Regions from separate parts of the Homo sapiens genome. Here region 1 is linked to region 2. Evidence: read pairs that join two places in POLR2A ChIA-PET (ENCODE). Cell type or tissue: K562. All regions are shown on one strand. Region 1 has its middle 48 kb from the start of SAMSN1-AS1. Region 2 has its middle 2.8 kb from the start of SAMSN1-AS1.

Evidence for each region. Peaks named below come from ENCODE experiments on the same cell type or tissue, not always from the same donor. Only the 100,000 strongest peaks of a DNase experiment are listed, where the experiment ranks them.
Region 1: POLR2A ChIA-PET joins it to region 2 with 6 read pairs; 4 of 35 experiments call an interaction of 5 or more read pairs at or near these places.

Annotation. Positions count from the first base shown.
Region 1 is chr21:14,628,308-14,632,307 of GRCh38, forward strand. It overlaps a transcript of SAMSN1 not described here. Among named protein-coding and RNA genes, the nearest start is that of SAMSN1-AS1, 48 kb to the left of the region's middle. In K562, no CTCF peak of the experiment used is centred here; a DNase peak (open chromatin) is centred at 2,434.
Region 2 is chr21:14,577,423-14,581,422 of GRCh38, forward strand. It overlaps a transcript of SAMSN1 not described here. Among named protein-coding and RNA genes, the nearest start is that of SAMSN1-AS1, 2.8 kb to the right of the region's middle. RefSeq lists an enhancer at 766-1,060. In K562, no CTCF peak of the experiment used is centred here; no DNase peak of the experiment used is centred here.

The DNA of each region.
Region 1 (4,000 bases), 51 kb after region 2:
ATTTGAGATGATGGACGTGCTACTTACTCTGATCTGATCACTATACATGATATATATTGAAATACCACTGTATACTCCCCAAATATGTACAATTATTGTGTCAACTAAAATATGAAATAATAAAATAAAACAATTTTAAAATTAAAAAAAGAAAAAGTTCATAGACTAATTTTTCAGTGTATCTAAGGCAATCAGAGAGATGAAAAAATATATATTGAGCTACCAACTGTATTTTCAAAACGAGAAGATTTATGTGACTGGTAACAAGTCATCACAAATGTGAAAAAGTCCTACTGCCTTCCTCCATACCTGATTGCAAATGAATGGAAAAATTCCAGTGACAGAAAAGTCTCCCAAGTTATGAATGAGATCACTTTGGCAAAGGGGAATGTTGGTAAATGTCAGAGCCCAGTCAGTTAAAAAGCAAGTTACTAAGAATGACAAGGATAAAATCCTATCCTTTTTGTGATTTCTTGATTTTACACATTTGCAGAATAATAACGGTGGAATACATACAGTATCAAGCATAGTTCTAAATGCTTTTTGTGTAGTAATTAATTTAATCCTCACAACAATCTGTAGGGTTGATACTATTACAATTAACCTCAATTTATAGGTAAATTTATAGATGGGTAAACAGAGGCACAGAGCAGTCAACATTCTTGCCTAAGCTCACACAACTAGTAAGTGATAAAACTAGGGTTTTGTGCGTGGTGTCTTCACTACTACCTGATACTACTTCTATGCTTGACGGCATAGATCCAAAATCTACTGATCATCTAGGTCAGAAATTTCACAAAGAAGCACTATTAGCCAGAAGGGAGATTAGCTACAAAAATGCAGAGAAATGTAATACCACATGTCACTACTAAATAACTCAGAAAGAACACCCTTCTTCAAGCCCTAATACTAATAATTTAGTACTATTTGAAGACAAGTGTGTAAACAGCACACTGATGTGTTTTAAAGGTATTAATTATTTTGTAGCTGCCATCATCATCATCAAAGAATGCCCAGCAATTTATGACAGCACAGTTAATTAAAAGCGGACACTTCAGGAACCAATGAATTTAGATGACAGTCTGTGCATTAGAGAGCCCCCTCAGCATATTACTGTAATAATGTTATGGTTCTCAGGGAAAACAGATTTTATCCTCCTGTGAGAATAAAATGAAGAAGGAAAAGCTACAATCAGCTCTTTCTGATGGGAAAAGTAAGGCTTGCTTGCCAGCCTGTCCAGCTCCTGTCTTCAAGAAACAACCCCATACAGCTAGTGAATTCTGCTTTCTCTAAGAGGGTGGTGTACAGCATCCACACACAGCCTCTCATCGCAGGGCAGGTCCTGTAGCTTATAGCGCCTGGAGAATGCACGGGGCCATAATCCATCAGGAAGAGGGCTGGTAAATTGCACGAACTTTGCCATTTGTCTACTAGTGTGCGAAGAGAGCTTTATATCAATCCTAAAGCAACAAACTCTTCTCAGAGCACTATAAATATCCAGGATGGCAAAACAGGTTACCTAGGGGATGGTTATTTGCATTATAAAAGATTCCTCCTTTGCAAAAAGATTCCCTTCCAGATGTCTTAAAACAGAGGTCTCTTAAGTGTCCTTAAATGTGATTTATAAAATTATATTTACACAAGGTTTTAGAAAGGGAAAGAACAACTAATGTTTATTAAGTGCCATGTTTCCTGCCACTTATTATCTTCTTTAATCTTCATAGCCACAAATGAAACAAGAGCAAGCCAAGCAAACTTGCAAAAAAATGTGATAGGAAATCCGATGGGTAAAAATGTCAAATTCCATCTTTGCAATGGAAAAGCACTGAACTGGTACCCCAGAACCTGGCTTGCTCTCCCAGGGCTGCTACTAAACTGGACAAGACCCAGGAACCCACCCACAGCTCAATCAGGTGTCCATGTATAAAACGAAGGCTGATGAACAGGAACTTTAAAATCCCTTTCTGTAGAAACAATCCATGCTTCCTGATCTATAGTAGTTCGGTCCAATGTCAGTAGTGATGACAAATGCTTTTAAGAGAAAATTAAAGTAGGAATGGGCTTTTTTGCTTTACAGCTTTTTTTTTTTTTAGAGATGATTAAAGAGATAACCATGGCTTTCATCAGATTCAATTAGTAGTTCTCCTGTAAGCCTAGGAAATAAAAAAAAGAACAGAGCACAATTAACCTTCATCTATTGATTTCATTTTATTTTAACATAAGTCTCTATTTACGGGACGAAACCAATTAAAACTACCAAAAGGTGTTCATATGTGAATTGGTGGCAGAAGAACAGCTGTATGTAATCATAGATATAACAGGAAACAATAAAAATGAAAGAAAAGTGCAGTCTTTTTAGTCAACGTAATCTGTGTTTTACATATTGGCTTGTTATGAGTCATTACACAATCTCAAAGTCAAGGAAAAGATTACGTGCACTGTTTTGACATTGACTCCTCTTGTCCATAGTTTGATGAAGACCTAGCTGATGGATGCCATTGTTAATCTCATTTTCTTCCTTTAGTGTCTATGTTATTAATAGCTATGTCAATGTTGATGATAATATAAGACAGAACAAAAAACTCTCAATTTTAATAGTTTAAGCCAAGTAAGAAATGCAGTTAAGTGGTTAGAATACCAACTTGGGAGTCACCTACTTTGACTTCTCCATTACTCACCTATTCTAAGATGACATGTCACCTTTCAATGTGTCCATTTACCCATTTATAAGACACTAGACTCTAAGTGGTTTTTTAAGACCTTTTGTGAAAGGTTCTGGGACACTGTGCAGTGACAACATCTTAAACACCTCTCTTTCATCATTTTTAACTCTATTTCTTCCTTTTTAAGCTAAGCTTAAATCTCATGTTCTCCATGGGACTTGTACCATTAAACTACGAACCACAGTTATGTACTTAGAGTTAACACCTGCTATTGATCATTTACCTTGTCCCAGACTTCCTGCTAATAGTATAAAATACATTGTCACTTTTTATTCTCACCTGATAATTAAGAGGTAACAAATAGTTTTCTCATTTTATAGGAGAAGAAACAAGGGCTTAAAGAGTTTAAAGAACTTGTCCAAGGTGGGATTTGTTTGTTTGTTTGTTTTTTTCTTTGAAACAGAGTCTTGCTCCATCACCCAGGCTTTCTGGGTTCAAGCGATTCTCCTGCCTCAGCCTTCCGAGTAGCTGGGATTACAGGTGCCCACCACCACACCCGGCAATTTTTTGTATTTTTAATAGAGACAGGGTTCACCATATTGGCCAGACTGGTCTCAAACTCCTGACTTCGTGATCTGCCCACCTCCACCTCCCAAAGTGCTGGGATTACAGGCGTAAGCCACCATGCCCCACCCAAGATGGGATTTTTATAATGTTTGTTTGACTTCCTCCCCCCAATTTTGTGCTTCTAATTACTGTATTGCATTATTTTTAGGAATTCCTCCTGGGGATTCTTACAGATGTTAGGCTTGATACTTATAAATCAGAATTTAATCACCATTACTTATGTTACTCTCTAGATATTTTGAATATATATTTTCTTGCTGAAGTGGACATCTGTCTTTCATTGATCTGAAAATCAATGTGTAGAAGAAGGAATAAGAAGAGGAAGAGAAGAAAAAAGAGAAGTAGGAAGAAGGAAGGAAGGAAGGAAGGAAGGGAAGGAAAAAAACTCATCTAACTTCTCTTGCTACTAGAATAAGATATGCTGTTTAGGTCACATCTATCACAGATGCTAACTTAAGACACTGATACAAAACCTGACTAACACAGGGAAACAGCAAGGTGTGTGCATCTATTTTTAATGTCACAAACTTCAGTGGAGAGAGTGGTTCTGGATCCAGCCATTGTGGTAGTAGCTGCTTGATTTGGCCACTTCCTAACTGTGATAGAAGCAGCAGCAATCTTTGGTGGCTGGTTTATACTGTGCCTTCTCGGTGTAATCCCTGCAAACTTAGAGTATGTGTTTTGAGTTCCCAATAATTCTGGGCTCTCTA
Region 2 (4,000 bases):
ATCTTATAAAAATAATTTGTTTATCCTTATAAATCTGAAAAAGTCTCCCAGATTTTGAAAAATATATGTGTTATTATAAAAACATATGAAAGGAAGACTTTGTCTCCTTCACAGCCCACAAACTCTATCCTTTCTTACCCTCATTCCCTACCAAGCCTATGGCTCATTTTCCTCCTTTTGTTAAGATGTGCCATGCTCTTAGCTTACAGAGCTTCGTAAGTACTCTTCAGTTATTCTTCTTATAAATTGATTTGAAACACTTGGCTTCAAAGATTATTTTTGGTCACCTCGACTATTCCCTTTCTTAAGATGCAGCTGAAATCCCCTCTCAACACCACTCATCTCAGATGTTAGAAAAGATCATCATCCTTGGTTTTTCCTTTCCCATTTCTCTTGTGGAGTATACCCTTTCATAAATCTGATCTTTTACCTTTCTCAATTTATATCAATTCCATAATCACAAATATTTCTTCACTCCCTGATCCCACAGACACTACAAACAACTTAACTTCATGTTAAACATCTCTGTATCTCATTTTCTGTTGACTTCTGTGAAGAGCCCTTGACAAATAATACATTTCCCTGTCTGATTCCGTTTGTTTATAGTATCTCAACGGAATAAAATGTTCCAATCTTACAGACCTCTGGGTGCTTTGATTTTTGCAATAAATATTACTTACTATAGATGAATCCCAACACTATTTCACTAAATTTTTCTAATAGATATTAATAACCTTGCTTAACTACTGGGTGTTTTTGGTATGCAAAGAGTTACTCAGAGGAAAGAGAGTGAGTAGGACTGAAACCACCTTACAGAGTTGGAATTAGTGGGTGAAAGAGGGTAAGGAGTTTACTCAAGCACACTCTGCCGGCAATGTCGGAGCTGCATTAAATCCATCAGCACCCACCTTGAGAGTGGGAGGCTACAGTGGGCTTAGCAGGAAGCATATCTGGGTGAACAAGGACTTCCTCAAAGATGAGTTAATTTCAGGCCACCTAAAAACTCTGATGTAATAATAGAATCAAAGACACCAAGCAGATCACAAGGTCAGGAGTTCAAGACCAGCCTGGCCAACATGGTGAAACCCCATCTCTACTAAAAATACAAAAATAAGCCGGGCATGGTGGCGGGCACCTGTAATCCCAGCTACTAGGGAGGCTGAGGCAGGAGAATCATTTGAACCCAAGAGGCAGAAGTTGCAGTGAGCCAAGATCATGCCATTACACTCCAGCCTGGGCGACAGGGTGAGAATCCATCAAAAAAAAAAAAAAAAAAAAAAAAAGACCCCAAGATTGTACTATTCCTAAAATTTTTGAAGTCAAGGAGAAACTAGTGTCCTTGTAGATTAGATTCATTTCCCATGAAATGTGGGGTTTAGGCCCAGCTCCATCATATCTGCATATCTTGGCACGTATATTTTTAAAAATATAATCACACTCTTACCCTTTTAAATTGCAAAAATGTCGCCTCTGACTACCTGCCATTAATAGTAAGTAACATTCATTACAGAAGCACATCTTTTCAAACCCCAACACTGCCTCCTTTACATTCTATAATATGAAAGTTAAATAACCTAAATAATAACCCTGCAATTACTATTGAAAAAAATACCAGCTATGCTAAAATGAAACTGGATATTTTTCACTTGTTGTTGTTATAGAATATATGTGTAGAATACAAAAATAATAATTTGCACTCATCCAACTTCTTTCACTTTAGTGTCTCAAATCCCGGAGTGTAAGTGGTCTCATTAAGTTTACCAAACCAATTTAACTCTAACATGCTCTTGAACCCTCTCTCCAAGTCCACTGAGGCTTTTCTGTCACGAATGCTGAACAATATCATCTGAAATTCTGAGCATTCTGTAGATATGTTTGACCTTCTGCAGATAAAACTCACTTAATCGTTAAGTTATATATTAAAATAGACAAAACTACCTAAATAAAAAAGAAAAATATGACTGTTGTGTATTTCCCTACACCTACACACATCCACAAACACTCACATGTACAAAATAATTTATCTATAACTGGATTTATTAGAATGAGGAAAGCTTTGGCTATAAGAACAGCTAGAAAAACAAGAAGAAATATGCTTTATCTGGATCTATGGAAACAAAGTCCATTGGTTTCTAACCTCCATTTATTTAGGCAACAAGTGCTACTCAAATATTTATTTATTTATTTCTGTTCTGCACTTCATGTTAGAAAATGCTCACTTTTTTTTTTTTTTTTTTTTTTTGGAGGCAGGGTCTCACTTTGTTTCCCAGGTTGGTCTTGAAATCCTGGGATCAAGTGATCCTCCCACCTTGGCCTCCCAAAGTGCTGGGATTAATGGTGTGAGCCACCACACCTGGCCACTTCTTCAGATATTTATTGAGGACCCATTACATTATAGGAACTATGGAGGATACAAAGATAAGTTATTCATAGGAAGTATACAAATACTGAACTAATTCCAGCACAAGTGGAGTATGGTTAAGTTCCATGAAGATGAGGGCAGTGTAGATATCATTTAGCTCTGTATCTCCAGTGCCTGATATTGTGAATAGCAAATAGTAGGTTGGCAGGATGTGTTTCATGGATATGGAATGAAAGAATAATGCCCTCAAATAATGTAGAAGTTCAAAGGAAGGAGGGACTACTTCTGCCTGGTGTTACTCAGAAAAGCTTTCTAGATGATGAAGTATTTGATCTGAGTCTAAGGGATGATGGGATGGGTTCTAACAGAGAGAATTCACATATCAGGCAGAGGCCATCACACTGTCACAAAGATAGAGGGAAGAAAGTGTGAGACAGCCTTTAGGAATAGCAAATCATTCAGTTTGGCAGTTCGGCATAGGAAATCAATAAGGTGGGGGTAGTGCACAGATAAGACTGAAAAATTAGATTGAGTCCAGACTGATGAAATCCAGAAATGCCAAGTTAGGGAGTCCAGATTTTATTCTTGAAGAAAACTCTGACTATTTGTGTTCAGATGCCTATACAACAGCTTAGCCACTTGCCAAGGAGTCATCAGCCTTGATCCTGCTTCTGAAGATATCAGAGGGAGTCATCAGAAGCACGTCCTAATTATATTACCAGCTACTCTCCAAGAAGCTACTCTAAGAGAAAACCTGCAAAGTGCAGCAGTCCCAGAAAAGAAGATGAAGATTAAAGAAGAAGGAGGATATTTAGAAATGATTAATGTTGGTCAGTTTCATCAGTTCGAAGTCTGTTATCAGATACCTGTTATATTTACTATGGCACTTTGAACACAAGTTACTTTAATTCTAGTCTTTGCAGACTTAATGCACAAATCTTAAAAGGCAAAAAAAGTTCCAAGAGAAAATATGCCTTTTAAGAGACCTCTAAATATGTTATAAAATGTAGCTTCTGTCTAAGAAGAGACTGATTCTTTGAGGAAAATGGTAGAGAGTAGGCTCCCTGGATACACAGAATTGTCCCATTCATTCACTGAAAACACACATGACCAGAGGAGCTGTAGGTAAAGTTATAAAACATGCCTTGAGCAATTTACAAGGAAATTGAAAAAAAAGTACCACTCTTAAGTACTAGAAGATTTATAATATTTGACTTTAGCTTCTTGACTATTTCCATTTTTTAGTTAAGAAAGTTAAGATTAAAAGGTTTAAATAACTTATCCAAGCCCAAAAAAAAAGTAGCACAGCCAGAATCCATCCAAATTTGTTTGACTCCAGAGAGCATACTCTTTCTCACGTATCACATAATAGCCTTAGAGTCTGCCCTCGTATATGGAAAACACTCTAATGTAGTAGCTAAAAGCAGGAGCTCTAGCTAAAAGCAAGACCTAGGTTATAGGTCTTGGCTCTACCTCCTGTTAGCTGTCTGACTTTGCACCTGTTACCAACTTTTTGTGCCTCCATTTTCTCAACTGTAAAATGAGGGGAAATAATATTTCTTTTTTTTTTTTTTTTTTTTTTTTTTTTTTTTGAGGACGAGTCTTGCTCAGTCGCCCAGGCTGGAGGGCAGTGGCGCG